Regions from separate parts of the Homo sapiens genome. Here region 2 is linked to region 1. The links are chromatin loops, found by intact Hi-C in ENCODE. Cell type or tissue: Calu3. All regions are shown on one strand. Each heading gives the region's core, and the rest is flanking DNA. Links, peaks and the distances in the headings are about the cores only.

Region 1 (8,336 bases), core at 35-8,034:
ACAGTTTACACAGTAATGCGCTTAGTGTTGAGGTGATGGGTTTTGATAAATGTGTGTGTGTGCCTGGAACCCAGACGCATCAGGATGCCAACTTCCGTCACCCCACAGACATCCTGCATACCCTTTCCCACTTTATCCCTGACTCTCAACCTTGAGGCAACCACTGCTGAGATTCTTTCCTTCATAGGTTTTGTTCATTCTAGAATGTAATATAAGTGGAACACACAACGTCCTCTCTTTCGTCTCCAGTTTCTGCTCAGCACAGTGTTTTTGAGGCATATCCAGGGTTTGTTTGTTCCATTATTAGATAGTTTCCAGATGATCTGGAAATGTGTTATTTAGTTTCCAAATGTTCAGAGATTTTCTGGAGACATTTCACTGTTGTTCACTTCTATTTTAATTCCCTTGAGATTAGAGAACATACTTTGTTTTAAATTTGAGATTTATTTTATGGCCTAGAATATGGGTCTATCTTGGTAATTGATCTGTGTTCTCCCAAAAGAATGTGCATTTTGTGTTATTGGGTGGCACATCTTGTAGATGTCAATCAGGTAAGCTGGTTAATAGTGATGTTCAATCTTTATTGAAATCTGTGGTTCTAATTGTGGATTTGTCTCTTTCTCCTTGATGTTATATTGTTTTTGCTTCATGTATTTTTAGGTGGTTATTAGGTGCATACCTACTTAGGATGATTTTGTCCCTCTAAAGAATTAACCCCTTAATAGTTATGCAATGATTTGCTTTATGCCTGGTAATATTTGTTGTTTTAAAATCTACTTTGTCTGATATTAACTGCAGCTTTCTTTAAATAGTGCATGATATACCTTTTACCATTATTTTACTTTAAACCTACTTCTGTCTTTCTTTTTAAATTGTGCTTCTTGTAGGCAGCCTATAGTTGGGTCTTGCATTTTTATTCAGTCTGATAATCTCTGTCTTTTATTTGTGGTATTTAACCATTTACATTTAATGTGATTACTAATATGATTACACTTATTATCTACCACATTACTATTTGTTTACTATTTATCCTGTCTGATTTTTGTTCCCGTTGTCATCTTTTACTTCCCTTTTTCTGATTACATTTTATCTCCTTTGCTGACTATGACCTGTAACTCCTTCTTTTGTTACTTTAGTGGTTGTTTTAGGGTTAGTGTATTCCTTTAACTTGTCATCCTCTACCTTCAAGTGATATGTTATTTCTTCACGTATATTTTACAAGCTGTACAATAGTGTACTTCCGTTTCTCTCCTACTGGCCTTTGTGCTACTGTGGTCATGCATTTTATGTTCATGTGTTATAAATTCCACGATAAATTGTTATTATTTTTGTTTATACAGATACTTATCTTTTAAATAATAAGGAAAAGTGATGTGCATTTATTCCTATTGGCATTCATTGTGCTCTTTATTTCTTTTTATAGATCCTTATTTCCACTTGGCATCATTTGCCTTTTACCTGGAGGGTTTCTCTAAATATTTTTTGTAATGCTCATGATATATTCCTTCATCTTTTGGTCTGCTCATGATATATTCCTTCATCTTTTGTATGTATGAACAATTCTTCATTTAACTTTTGTTTTTGAAAGATATTTTTGGCCTGGTGTGGTAGCTCATGCCAGTAATCCCAGCACTTTGGGAGGATGACGTGGGTGGATCATCTGAGGTCAGGAATTCTAGACCAGCCTGGCCAACATGGGGAAACCCCGTCTCTACTAAAAATACAAAAAATTAGCCAGGCATGGTGGTGTGCGCCTGTAATCCCAGCTACTCGGGAGGCTGAGGCAGGAGAATATCTTGAACCCGGGAAGCAGAGGTTGCAGTGAGCCGAGATCTCGCCACTGCACTCCAGCGTTGGTGACAGGGCGAGTCTCCATCTCAAAAAAAAAAAAAAAAAAAAAAAGATATTTTTCCTGTGTACAGAATTCTAGATTGACAGTTTTTTTTTCTTACAGTCTTTAAAACTTTTGGTTCCACTGTTCTCTTGCTTGCATTACTTCTCTTGAGACAATGGCTGCTTTTAAGATTTTCCCTTGATCACTGGTACTGAGCAATTTAATTATGATGTGCCTCCGTGTAGTTTTCTTTATGTTTCTTATCTTGAGATTCAATGAGCAACTTGGACTTAGGAGTTTGTAGTTTCCTTCAAAGTTAGAAAAATTTTGGCCATTAGTTTTTCAAATATCTTTGCTCTCTCTTCTTCTTTGTTGATTCAGTTACATGTATATTAATCTGCTTGGAGTCATCCAACAGTTGTCACTGATACTCTGTTTCACTTAAAACATTATTCTCTTCTCTCTTTTTCATTTTTTGGTAGTTTCTGCTGCTGTGCCTTGAATTTATCTTTGCTTCTGCAATTTCTAATCAGATGGTTTGTTGTTGTTGTTGTTGTTGTTTTGTGATGGAGTCTTGCCCTGTATTCCAGGCTGGAGTGCAGTGGTGCAATCTCGGCTCAGTGACAGCTAACCTCCCGGGTTCAAGCAATTCTCCTGGCTCAGCCTCCCAAGTAGCTGGGATTACAGGTGCCTGCCACCACACCCAGCTCATTTTTGTAATTTTAGTAGACACAGGGTTTCACCGTGTTGGCCAGGCTGGTCTCGAACTCCTAATCTTAGGTGATCTGCCCACCTTGGCCTCCCAATGTGCTGGGATTACAGGTGTGAGCCACCACACCTGGCCCCAATTTCATTGATATTTTCAAAGAACTAGCTTTTGGTTTTGTTGATTTTCTCTATTGCCATTTTTGTTTTCTATTTTATTGATTTCTGCTCTGATCTTTATTATTTATTTTGATCACTTTCTGCTTAATTTGTTATTACATTTCTAGTTTCTTAGGGTGGAAACTGAGGTAACTGATTTAAGACCTTTCTTTTCTTATAGGTGTTTGGTGCTATACATTTTCCTCTAAGTACTGCATTAGTAAAATCCAGTAATTTTTTGATATGTTGTGTTTATTTTCATTTCAAAACATTTACTAACTTCTGTTTTGATTTCTTCTTTGACGATGGGTTATTTAGAACTGTATTTTTCCCAAATATCAAAATATTTCCCATAAATCATTTTCTTCTGTTGATTTCTCTTTTTAATTACTGTGGGCGAGAAGCCATCCAGGTGCTGAGGCAAGAGACTAAGGGCACGAGCTATTCCAGTGTAATGAAGAAAATATATAGAATAAGAATAGTTATACTAGAAATAGATTATAGATATGATGATATATGAATATTATTAATCATTAGTTTGTAGCAATTACTCTTTATTCCAATATTATAATAATCCTCGCTCTACTATTATAACCTAGGAAAAACCAGGCCATACAGAGATAGGAGCTGAGGGGACACGGTGAGAAGCGACCAGAAGACAAGAGTGTGAGCCTCTGTCACGCCCGGACAGGGCCACTAGAGGGCTCCTTGGTCTAGCAGTAACACCAGCGTCTGGGAAGACAACTGTTACTTGGCTGACCTTGGTCTAGTGGTAGCGTCAGTGCCTAGGGAAGGCACCCGTTACTTAGCAGACCGGGAAAGGGAGTCTCCTTTTCCACAGAGGAGTTGGAGAAGACTCTACTCCACCACCTCTTGTGGAGGGCCTGACATCAGTCAAACCCACCTGCAGCCATCCGGAGGCCTGACCGTCTCCCTGTGATGCTGTGCTTCAGCGGTCACGCTCCTGGTCTGCTTTCATGTTCCACCCTGTACACCTGGCTCTGCCTTCTAGATAGCAGTAGCAGAATTAGTGAAAATACTAAAAGTCTTTGAAATGCATAGAAGAAAGAATGGCATAAGCTGCCCTCTCTCTCTCTCCGCCTCAGCCACCTGTCCAGTGGACATGTGACTCATGTGACCTTATCAATCATTGGAGGTGACTCACACTCCTTACCCTGCCCCTTTGTCTTGTATCCAATAAATAACAGCACAGCCAGGCATTCGGGGCCACTACCGGTCTCCATGTCTTGGTGGTAGTGGTTCCCCGGGCCCAGCTATTTTTTCGTCTATCTCTTTGTCTTGTGTCTTTATCTCTAAGATCTCTCGTCTCTGCACATGAGGAGAAAAACCCACAGACCCTGTAGGACTGGTCCCTGCAAATTACTGTGTATTACTTTCAATTCTTTTAAGTTTGAGACACATTTCTCGGCCTAGAATATGGGTCTGTCGGGGTAAATGTTGCATGTGCACTTGAAAAGAATGCGTACCCTGCTGTTTTTGGATGGAGTGTTCTGTAAACATCAGTTAGGCCAAGGTGGCGGTGCCGTTCCTGCCTTCCATACCCTTCTGACTTGTTGCTTGTTCTGCCTCCTTGGATCTTGTAAGTGCAGCAGTTTCGAGTCTGTCTGTTGGTGTCTGATGCCTGCTCTTCCCACCGTCTCTAGGCCTGGTTATCTTCCGCTGTGTGCTGAGCACTGTGCTTAGAGACTTACTTGAGGGACTGATGAGAGCTTGCTTTGATGCAACCTTGAGTATTTTTGCTTGTTTTTACTTTTTCTGGACACATGGTGGCGGTAGTTGTCTAGAACCACGTGACTCAATTCAGTCTACACTTGATGTTCCAACTGAAGCTTCAGGGTTGTCCTGGACCCAGGGGCTGGGGCTTGTCGGGTTTATCCTCATTCCTCGGGGGCATAGATGTGGGTTTCCAGGGCCACTGTGTTGGGAGGACTTGGAGGAACTGGCATGGGGCCCGAGTGCTGGGCTTGCCTCCCTGGTGCCCATTGGCTCCTGCCCCCAGCCCAGCAGCTCCTCACTCACATCTACCCCCGGCTGCTTTTAAGAAGATCAGACGCATCCTGTTGTCCTCCAGGAAAGGGAGGCTCTGAATTAGTAAGTTGTTTTCTCTGGACATGTGGAACTCTCTCCTGCTTAGATATTGGATCTACTGGGCTAATTGTAAAACATACTTAATCTCCATTTTCCATATCACATTTTGGTTTAACTTTCTGAGTGATTTCTTCCAGTCCTTCTTGAGTTTATTTCTGGCATCCTATTTCCAATTTGTGGGTTATCTGTCTTTCTTTCTCTGACTCTGTCTTTCCTTTCTTTTCTCGTAGTGTTCTATTGTTTCAAGGGTGCAAACTGCATGTTCTGATGTCCGTGAGGATATTCACGGATTTCACCGCCCTCTGTCTCCGTGTCTTCCAGCCTCTTCTCATTCTCTCAGCCTCTGTCTATCTCCCCTGTTAGGGGCTCTCGTCTGATGTCTGGTGACTGTTGGCTGTCAGCCCACACTGGAGAGATCCAAAATGCTGACCAGGCCGTGGCAGAGTCATCTGGCTGGCGGAGGCCCTGCCTCGCCTGCCAGCATCACGCAGATTCCTGAGAGGAACATCTTCCGGGGTCCTGCCTGGAGGTGTCAGTGGCTGCCATCTACCGTCTAGGGATCTGGTGGGGCTGGGGTCTCTCTGTTTAGTACGGGGGCCTTCGGGCAATTCCCTGATGTCTGTCCCTCTGCTCTCAGAGGTCTGGGTGTGTCCAAGTCCGGGCCCCCTGCCTTTCCCTGGCTCACAGAGGAGGTCTGGGTGTGTCCAAGTCTGGCCCCCCTGGCTTTCCCTGGCTCACTGTCTTCAGAGTTCTACTGGGGTCAGGGCTGGCTTTGCCACCTTCTGAAAATCCCTACCTTCAGCCCCACCGGCATGTTGCTTTCAGAGCACCTGGCTGTTTCCTCCCTCTGTTCCTGCCCTGTCTCCACTGCAGACAAAGGCATCCCAGAGAGACCCCCAGGCCATGCACCACCCCGGGGCAGCCGGGTCACCCTGGGCTTGGACGGCCCTGGCATCTGTCCTTGTGACTGTGTGTCTGTGCCTATGAGCTCTGCATGCAGGGGCCCCACGGCCTGCAGGCTTTCGGTCAGCACGAGGCCCACGCCACATGGCCGGGCCAATACCTGAGTGTGGAAAGAGGCCTCATGCCTCAGCCTCTGTGTGTTTCTACTTTGGTCCCGAGAGTGAAGCTCAGGACTCGCAAGTGTCCACTGCACAGGGTGAACATCCCAGATTTTTACAACCTTGCCAGCAGGACTGACAGTCATTACTGAAACAGTTGTTGCAGATACATGTGATTCTGACCTACACGCAGGCTGTGTCAGCAGCTCCCAGCTGTGGGTCCCCATGACACCTGAAGGTCACCATAGAAGACACATGGAGCCACACAGCTCCGCCAGCCTGGAGCCACTGCGTTCGAAGGGGAACCGGAGGCTCCTGCACCTGGTCTACTGCCCTCCCTCTCCTCACAGCCTCTTAGGAGGAGCAGGGGACAGATTCCTCCGGGAGGCCAAGGCTGTAGCCCCCGTCGGCCCTGCATGCTGGGCTGTATTCAGCATGGGCAGCCTCGTCCGGTCTCCGAACCTGGCCTTCTGCAGATGCCCGCCCTGCAGTGGGATTGAAGGATATTTGCCTGGAAGAGTGGCTCAGCCTCTCCAGGGTCTCCTTATGTTATGGTCTGGGGGAAGGTTAGGGAGGGATGCAGGGAGGGACCTAAGGATGGGGCACCGGGTGTGAATCCCTGTGGGGAACCCCAGTGCCTGGGACAGGGTCCATGAGTGCCTGGGTCAGTGTCTGTTGTGGTCTGGGTCAGCGTCCATTGAGGTCTGGGTTGGGGTCCATCAGTGTCTGGGTCAGCGTCCATCAGGGTCCAGGTCAGGGTACATCAGGGTCTAGGTTGGGGTCCATTGGGGTCTAGGTCTGGGTCCATCGGGGTCTAGGTTGGGGTCCATTGGGGTCTAGGTCGGGGTCCATCGGTGTCTGGGTCAGCGTCCATGGAGGTCTGGGTCGGGGTCCATCGGTGTCTGGGTCAGCGTCTGTCGGGGTCTGGGTCGGGGTCCATCGGTGTCTGGGTCAGCGTCTGTCGGGGTCTGGGTCGGGGTCCATCGGTGTCTGGGTCAGCGTCTGTCGGGGTCTGGGTCGGGGTCCATCGGTGTCTGGGTCAGCGTCTGTCGGGGTCTGGGTCGGGGTCCATCGGTGTCTGGGTCAGCGTCTGTCGGGGTCTGGGTCAGGGTCCGACGGGGCTGTGAGCTCAGGTTCCAGCCGCCCTTACCCACTGGTTCCCAACAGAGCCGGGGGCCAGCCGTCCATGGAGACTGGGTCATGGTGGGCAGTGGGTGACCCAGCAGCTTGGTTTTTGTTTGGTAACATTCTTGGCCACCTGAGTCCTTTGTCCTATTTTCCTATTTCTCCTCCTCCTCGCCCTGTTTTAAAGTAAATCTACTCGTGTGCACTGTGGTTGGGCTTTTCCTGCTTATCTGCACCCTAAGTGCCTCAGGTGAGCCCTCCATGCATCCTCCACTTAACCTCAAGGTGAAGCTCAGCCAGTTTGGTAAACAAGCTGGGTAATTTTGTGAACGCATTTGGGCCGGGGACGGCTGACAACGAACCACCGCAGAGCTGAGCTTGGGGCGTGGCAGGCGGTGTGTTGGGGGGTCCCTCCAGCCCTGGGCCATGGGGGCCTTGGAGGCTGGCCAGCTAGTAGATGCTATGAGGGGCGGCTGCTCTGCCCACCCTGCCACTCCCCAAGGACGTCCCTGGACCAAGAACCCTGCAGGATGGACTTGGGAGGGCAGCCCCCACCCTCAGCCTGCACTGCTCGTCCACCGCCTCCCCTGCCTCTGTGCCTGGGCTGCCCAGACCCTCTGTGCCTTTCCCTCCCCAGCCGGCTCAGTGCCTATGTGAGGCCAGCAGAAATGTGCAGTTTTGTTCTGAAAAGACTATGGGGGCAGCAGAGCTCCTCAGAGTGTGGGCTCTGGGACAGGGGCTGGAAGTCAAATCCCGGACCCACCCTTGGTTTGTGACCTCGGACCTGTGGATTGGGAGGGGTCAGGAGTCTCTGCGGTGCCGGCCGCTGTGCTGGTCCCCCATGGATGAGCTCGCTCTGGGGCTTTGGGCGTCCGTCGGGGGTGGCGTGAAGCTGTGCACCAGGAGGTTTCGGGCCAGATCTTAGTGAAGTCAGACCCAGTGTGGCCGAAGCCCTCACCTTTGCACATCCCCCGTCTCTGATGCTGCCATCTCCCCGGTGAGCTGGGCCCCTCACTGCCCATGGCTCCTGTGACTCATGACCACTGACTTCCTCTCAGAGCTGCCACTCAGCAGCTGTGGGGCTTGAGGTGCCCCTCTGCCTCTTCCGGTCCCAGGTTCCCTCTCTGGAAGATGCAGCCAGCGTTGCCTTATCTGATAGAATTTGAGGCAGGATCTGCAGCGGAGTCCTCGAGTCCTTGTCACATAGGTATGTGGAGCACCCTGTGCTCTGCTGCCGTGGGGCTGTGGGGTGTGGGGGACCCCAGCTGCTGCCAAGTATGGAGCAGGAGAGCTTCACGCCCTTTACACAGAGGTGCCCACGGACAGCCTGGCATGCAGGCCCT
Region 2 (8,336 bases), core at 65-8,064, 170 kb after region 1:
CACTGTACATACAGGAATAATTGATTCTGATTATACCAGAGAAATTCAATTAGTTATTAGTTCCTCAACTCCGTGTCTGCTTCCTCAGGAGAAGGAATTGCTCAGTTATTACTATTACCTTACACCAAGCTAGGAAGTAGTACAGTAAAAAGAACAGGAGGCTTTGGTAGTACAGATCCAGCAGGAAAGGCTGTCTATTGGGTTAATCAAGTGTCTGACAAAAGACCTATTTGTACAATAACCATTCAAGGTAAAGACTTTGAATGATTAGTAGACATTGGAGCTGATGTCTCTATTATTGCTTTAAATCAATGGCCCCGAAATGGCCCAAAGAAAAGGCTTCAGTGGGTATTGTTGGCATAGAGACTGCCTCAGAAGTTTTTCAAAGTTCTTTAATTTTGCCATGCCAAGGGTTGGATGGCCAAGAAGGGACAATTCAACCCATTTACACCTATTCCTGTCAATCTATAGGGTAGAGTCTTATTACAATGATGGGTTGCTGAAATATCTATTCCTGTGGATCAGTATAGTAATAACAGTAAAGAAATGATGAGAAAAATGGGATATCTCCTGGGGAAAGTACTAGGAAAAAATGAAAATGGCCAACCAGAACCTTTAGAATTAAAAGGGCACACAGATCGAACTGGATTAGGGTATCATTTTTAGGAGAGGCCATTGCTGAGCCTCTGGCTCCCATTCCTCTTGTTTGGTTAGCTGCCAAACCAGTTTGGGTAGAGCAGTGGCTGCTGAAACAGGAAAAACTGGAGGCTTTAAAAGAATTGGTGCAGGAACAATTGCAAAAGGGACACATAGAGCCTACTTTCTCTCCTTGTAATTCTCTTGTGCTTGTTATTAAGAAAAAATCAGGTAAATGGAAAATGTTAACAGCTTTAAGGGCTATTAATGCTGTAATTCAACCCACGGGCATGCTGCAACCAGAGCTGGCTTCCCCAACTATGATTCCTAGATACTGGCCTCTCATAGTGATAGATTTAAAAGATTGCTTCTTTACTATTCCTTTAGCTACCCAAGATTATGAAAAATTTGCTTTTACTGTTCCTGCTGTAAATAACAAAGAACTAGTGGACAGATACCATTGGAAAGTATTACCAGAAAGCATGTTAAGTAGCCCAACTCTTTGTCAAACTTATGTCAGACAAGCTATTAAGCCAGTTAGAGAACAATTTTTAAAATGTGATAGTATCCATTACATGGATATTTTATGTGCAGCTGAAACTAGGGAGGAATTAATGTTATGCTACAAACAATTAGAAAAGGCTGTAATGGCAATAGGGTTAATCATAGCCCCTGATAAAATCCAAACTTCTACCCCCTTTCAATATTTAGTAGTGAAGGTAGAATAAAGTTATATTAAGCCTCAAAAGGTTCAAATTCGAAGAGATAATTTAAAAACTCTAAATGGTTTTCAAAAATTTTTAGGAGATATTAATTGGATTCATCCCACATTAGGCATTTCTACTTATGGTATGTCTCACCTCTTTGCTACCTTACAAGGTGATTCTGAGCTTAATAGTAAACGCTCTGTATCCAAAGAAGCATTAGAAGAACTTCAATTAATTGAAGAAAAAGCACAGGTGAAACGAATTGACCCTACACAGCCATTACAGTTTTTAGTTTTTCCCACTAAACGTTCACCTACAGGAGTTATTGTTCAACAGAATGATCTGGTTGAGTGGCTTTTTCTACTTCACAATGCAACTAAAACGCTCACCCTGTACTTAGATCAAATTGCTTTACTAGTAGGACAAGCAAGGCTGCACACAACAGAGTTAATGGGATATGATCCAAATCGGATTATAGTTTCATTAAACAAACAACAAATTCAGCAAGCTTATATTAATTCCCAGGAATGGCAAGTTAATTTGGCTGGTTTTATTGGTGTTCTTGATAGACATTATCCTAAATTCAAAATATTCCAGTTTCTTAAGTTAACATCATGGATATTGCCTTCCATTACTCAAAAAGCCCCTATTGAAGGGGCCATTACTGTTTTTACTGACGGGTTTGGTAATGGAAAAGACTCATTTGTAGGACCTCAACAACAAGTTTTTCAAACTGGCTTCACATCTGCTCAATGGGCTGAACTTATGGCTGTAATTATGGTGTTAAAAACCTTTAAACAGCCAGTTAATATTGTTTCTGATTCAGCTTATGTGATACAAGCCACACAAAATATTGAATGTGCTTTAATTCACAATGTGACTGATGAACAACTTAATCTTTTATTTCATTCTTTATAGCAAGCAGTACAACAAAGACACTCCCCTTTCTATATCACTCACATAAGAGCACACGTTAACCTCCCAGGCCCTTTGACTAAACTTAATCAAAGGGCAGATGCACTGGTTTCTGCAGCTTTTGATGATGCACAGACAATCCATTCTTTAGCCCATCTTAATGCCACAGGTCTGAGAAAAATATATAATTTATCATGGAAACAGGCTAAGGAAACTGCTCTGCCTGTCAAGTTTTACATCTACCACATCAAGGAGCAGGAGTTAACCCTAAAGGTTTATCTCCAAATTCCATCTGGCAGATGGATGTAACACATGTTCCCGCCTTTGGAAAATTGTCTTTTGTTCATGTTTCAGTAGATACTTATTCACATTTTATCTGGGCCACATGTCAAACAGGGAAGCTACAGCTCATGTTAAAAGACATCTTTTATCTTGCTTTGCAGTTATGGGAATTCCAAAAAAAATAAAAACTGATAATGGCCCAGGGTATTGCAGTAAAGCCATGACTGCATTTTTTCAGCAGTGGAATATTACTTATACTACAGGAATTCCATGAAACTCACAAGGACAAGCAATAGTTGAAAGAGCTAATCATACCTTAAAAACTCAAATACAAAAACAAAAAGGGGGAAATCAGACATATAAATCCCCACATATGCAATTACACTTAGCTTTATTTTAAATTTACAAAAAGATCAACCCATGACTGCAGCTGAACAACATCTGACAGGACAAAAGGAAAATAAAAGGCTGGACAAGATATATGGTGGAGGGATGCACATACAAAAAGGTGGGAAAAAGGAAAAATAATTACATGGGGAAGAGGATTTGCTTTTGTCTCTCCAGGTGACAATCAGTTGTCTGTGGGTGCCCACCAAACATCTGAAGATCCATCATGAGCCACACCAGGAAGAGAGGACCCTGGGAAGAGCCAGAGCTCCCTATACAAGTGATGGCATGAATGAACATCTCAGAGACAAAGAAAAAGACTGTGAATACTCGCCAGGTGGATCTTCCAACATGGGGCCAAGTCAAACTGGCACAGATGGCAGAGGCCAACCTCAGAGCACAGAACAAACCAAAAACAACTAGTAAGTTAAAGGTGGCCATGCTGGCAGTACTGTCTGTGGCAGACCTTTTGGATTCAAAGTTGTGTCCAGCCACCTTTTATGTTAGCAATAGGAAATGTTATTCTTGACATAAATACCCATTCTATCACATGCCCCGAATGTCACTTGTTTAGTTGCATTAACTCAACCTTTGATAAAAATCAAACTTTCTTGTTAATTAGAGCCAGAGAAGGAGTTTGGATCCCTGTGTCTCTAAATAGACCACGGGATGCATCACCATCCATTCATATTGTAACTGAGATTCTTAAAAACCTGTTATCCCATTCAAAAAGATTCACAGTTGCTCTTGTATTTGCTATAATTGGCCTCATTGCTGTTACCACTACTGCTGCAGTAGCTGGTGTGGCTTTACACTCATCTGTGCAGACTGTTGAATTTGTTGATAAATGGCAAAAGAATTCTACGAAATTATGGAACTCTCAGGCCCAAATAGATCAAAAGATAGTCAAATCAGTGATCTCTGTCAGACAGTAATTTGGATGGGGGATCACATCCTAAGTTTAGAAACTAGAATTCAAATGCGTTGTGTTTGGAATATATCCGATTTTTGCATTACTCCTCATAGTTACAATGAGACAGAACACCAATGGGAAAGAATTAAACGCCATCTAGAGGGCAGAGAGGAAAATCTCACCTTCAATATTGTAAAACTGAAAGAGCAGGTTTTTGAAGCCTCTCAGGCTCACTTGGCCCTGCCCCCTGGCACTGATATTTTAAACAAGGCAGCTGATGAGTTGTCTGCAATCTATCCTCTTAAATGGATTAAGACCATTGGAAACTCTACACTTGTAAACTTTGTTCTAGTAACTGTGTGGTTGTGCTGTCTCCTTTTAGTCTGCAGATGTGGAAGCTGCCTCTGGACAGGAAGCCCCTGTAGAGAACAAGCAATGATAGCTGTGGCAGTTTTGCAAAAATAAAAGGGAGACATGTTGGTAGAAGAGCTGAGGCAGGACTAGCTTGTCTGTCATAATGTAAAAGAGTCTTGGAACATGTCCTGGGTCCAGGGTCTAAACCCCCTCATGGCCTTTGGAACACCAAGCTCTGTGCCAAAGGGTGGAAGGCTGCCCTGTGGCACCACAATCTAAGCTCAGGGCATAAAACCCCTTGTGGCTTTGATGGAATCCAGGGCTCAGACCATAAAACCCCTCGTGGCCTTTTGAATGTGCACCGACTTGCTGGCTCCTTGCTTCTTGCTCTCCCAGAATCGTAAATTGATTGTATCTTGAGTTGGAAGAACATGTTCTCCATTATCTCACGTAGCAGAGCATGTTCCATGTACTTCAAAGAAAATGCTAAACCGTCACAGCTACGCTTGATGCACCACTACCTTTCTACCCCCACATCCGCACGTCCTCACCACCTGCTTCTTTGTTTGATCACCAATAAATAGTGTGGGCTCCCAGAGCTCAGGGCCTTCACTGCCTCCATACTAGCGTTGGCCCCCTGGACCAACCTTATGCACTCTTAGCCTTTTCTCATTCCTTTGACTCTGCCAGACTTTGTAGCCACCATGGCCTGGTGTTGGGTCTGATCACCTGTAGGGAAAAGAAAAAGAGATCAGATTGTCACTGTGTCTATGTAGAAAGGAAAGCCATAAGAGACTCCATTTTGAAAAAGAGCTGTACTTTAAACAGTTGCTTTGCTGAGATGTTGTTAATTTGTAGTTTTGTCCCAGCCACTTTGCCCCAGCCACTTTGACCCAACCACTTTGATCCAATCTGGAGCTCACAAAAACATGTGTTGTATGAAATCAAGGTTTAAGGGATCTAGGGTTGTGCAGGACGTGCCTTATTAACAAAGTGTTTACTAGCAGTATACTTGGTAAAAGTCATTGCTATTCTCTAGTCTCAATAAACCAGGGGCACAATACACTGCGGAAAGCCGCAGGGACCTCTGCCCTTGAAAGTTGGGTATTGTCCAAAGTTTCTCTCCATGTGATAGTCTGAAATATGGCCTCATGGGATGAGAAAGACCTGACTGTCCCCCAGCCTGACTCCCATAAAGGGTCTGTGCCGAGGTGGATTAGTAAAAGAGGAAAGCCTCTTGCAGTTGAGATAGAGGAAGGCCACTGTCTCCTGCCTGCCCCTGGGAACTGAATGTCTCGGTATAAAACCCGATTGTACATTTGTTCAATTCTGAGATAGGAGAAAAACTGTCCTATGGTGAGAGGTGAGACATGTTTGCAGCAATGCTGCCTTGTTATTCTTTACTCCGCTGAGATGTTTGGGTGGAGAGAAACATAAATCTGGCCTACGTGCACATCCAGGCATAGTACCTTCCCTTGAACTTGATTATGACATAGATTCTTTTGCTCACATGTTTTTTGCTGACCTTCTCCTTATTATCACCCTGCTCTCCTACTACATGCCTTTTTGCTGAAATAATGAAAATAATAATCAATAAAAACTGAGGGAACTCAGAGACCGGTGCTGGTGCAGGTCCTTGGTGTGCTGAGTGCCGGTCCCCTGGGCCCACTGTTGTTTCTCTATACTTTGTCTCTGTCTTATTTCTTTTTATTATCACCCTGCTCTCCTACTACATTCCTTTTTGCTGAAATAATGAAAATAATAATCAATAAAAACTGAGGGAACTCAGAGACCAGTGCTGGTGCAGGTCCTTGGTGTGCTGAGTGCCGGTCCCCTGGGCCCACTGTTGTTTCTCTATACTTTGTCTCTGTCTTATTTCTTTTCTCAGTCTCTCGTCCTCCCCGACGAGAAATACCCACAGGTGTGGAGGGGCAGGCCACCCCTTCAATCACCCCAGCAGATGGCTTCACCAGATATAGGATTTAGCATTGACAGATCTTTTCTTTCAGCAGTAAAAACTGTTGTTCCTCATTCACGCCTGCAGCAGAGCTGTCCAGCATCCACATGCCCCCTCCACCTGGGCCTGATAATGCTGGTGACCCCACCCATTCCAGTGGCAGAGCCACCATGTGCCTGCTTGCCCCCTTCCCCCTTGTGCTCAAGGACTTGCCCACCCAGCAGCCTCTGCCCCAAGAAAAGACATGCCATATCCCCCCAAAACACCTACAATCTAGGCCACTCAGGCATTTGCAGACACTGCTGACATTGAACACAGTAGAAGAAGTCTTACAGAGACTACACTACTGTGCCCACTCAGAACCAAAGCCAAAACACCCTATCCAATCAACATTATAGGATACATCTGCAGGAAAAATGCTTTCTCTATGAAAGCTACTCCATAAAATAAGAGAGCAACCATTCCATGAAATATGCAGACACCAATGTAGAAACATGAAAAGACACACGAAAAAGTAAGGAAACATGACACCTTAAAAGGAACACAATTCTCTCTCTAGTAGCAGACCCCTAAGAAAAGAAAATCTACAAAATGCATGAAAAGTAATTCAAAATAATGATCTCACAGAAACTCAGCAAGAAACAATGCAATATAAAGAGACAATTCAACAAAACCAGAAAAACAATTCCTAATATGGAGAAATTCAACAAAGAGATAGATGTCATAAAGTGAACAAAAGTCTCATAACTGAAGAATTCAATTAATGAAATAGACATACAATCAAGAACTTCAACAATAGACTAGACTAAGCATGAGAAATAATTCCTGACTTTGAAGAAGACAGATCTTTTGAAATAACCTTCTCAGACAAAAAAATAAGTTTTAAAAATGAAAAAAGCCTATGGGACTTATGGAACAAGAGTAGGCTAATAAATATTCACTTTATGGAAGGTCAAGAAGATGAAGACATGGAAAAAGGGATAGAAAACCCATTTATGGAAATAATAACTGAAAACTTCTCAAGTCTAGGGAGAGATATGAACATCCAGATACAAGAAGCTCAAATATCTCCAAATAGATTCAATACAAAAAGGTCCTCTCCAAGGTACATTATAGTCACATTGTCAGAAGTCAAAGAGAAATAGAAACTTCTAGAAACAGCAAAAGTATTGAGTAATATATAAAGGAATGTCAATAAGACTAACAGTAGATTTTTCATCAGAAACTTTGCAGTCCGGGAGAGAATGGCATGATATGTTCAAAGTGCTGAAGGAAAAAAACCTGGCCAGCAAGAATATTATAGCCAGCAAATCTGTCCTTCAGAAATGAAGGAGAAATAGTCTTTTCTAGACAAGCAAACCTTGATCATCATACTAGCTCAGCCCTACAAGAAATGCTTAAGGGAGTCCTACATCTAGAAGTGAAAGGATCTTAACCACCATGATAAAATCTCACAAAAGAATAAAAATCACTAGGAAATCAGGGCTTGGTGATTTATTGAATGTGGGACGAGCAAAAGAAAGGGTGGAACAAAGGACTATGGCTGGACTACTGCCCTGGCCAAAGTGGCTGGTTCTGAGAAGGAGCACAGGGGAATGAGGAAGAAAGGACTGAGAGGGGAAGGATCATGTTGACATGTTAATATGAGCTGCCCATGGGGGGTGGAAATGTCCAGGAGGAAGTTAGATGGTGGATGCACACGTCTGAAGCTTTAAGGAGAGAAAACCTTCCTAGAATTCTCTTTACTTATCAGAAAAGACCCCAAAGCTAACAACACTTTGTAATCTCATGAGAAATGGCCAAAAGAATTAGAGCTTGACCCCAATTGTGGCTTTCCTCACAGGACTTCTCCCCGTTGGTTCCAGCAGTTTCCATGGTCCCAGGCCAGGGCTGGGACCCTGCACAGCCCCCTGGCGAAATAAGGCTGGGAAAGAACAATCACTTTGTGGGAAACTTGGAGGTTCAGGGGACTGCTGTTTGAAGGTGGTGGAGGGTGATAGAGTTAACTCAACACTGTGATCATGTGACTGGGTTGTAATGTGACTATGGGGAAACCACCCAACCTCTCTGGTCCATGGTTTCCCCATCTGTGCTGCAGGGCGGCTGGCTTGCAGGATAGTTCCTAAGAAGCATCCTCCTCATCAGCTCTCTAACTCTAAGCTTTAACTTTGATTAGACTTTTGCT

The links. A loop is a pair of places that touch in the nucleus more often than their neighbours do. Peaks named below come from ENCODE experiments on the same cell type or tissue, not always from the same donor. Only the 100,000 strongest peaks of a DNase experiment are listed, where the experiment ranks them.
Region 2: a loop joins it to region 1, with 28 times the contacts of the local background. A loop is called at or near these places in 10 of 110 quality-filtered maps.

The regions. Positions count from the first base shown.
Region 1 is chr10:133,434,534-133,442,869 of GRCh38, forward strand. No RefSeq gene overlaps it. Among named protein-coding and RNA genes, the nearest start is that of SPRN, 14 kb to the left of the region's middle. RefSeq lists an enhancer at 3,311-3,360. In Calu3, for the core only: no CTCF peak of the experiment used is centred there; a DNase peak (open chromatin) is centred at 3,428.
Region 2 is chr10:133,605,040-133,613,375 of GRCh38, forward strand. No RefSeq gene overlaps it. Among named protein-coding and RNA genes, the nearest start is that of FRG2B, 18 kb to the right of the region's middle. In Calu3, for the core only: a CTCF peak has its summit at 3,974 (motif pointing left); no DNase peak of the experiment used is centred there.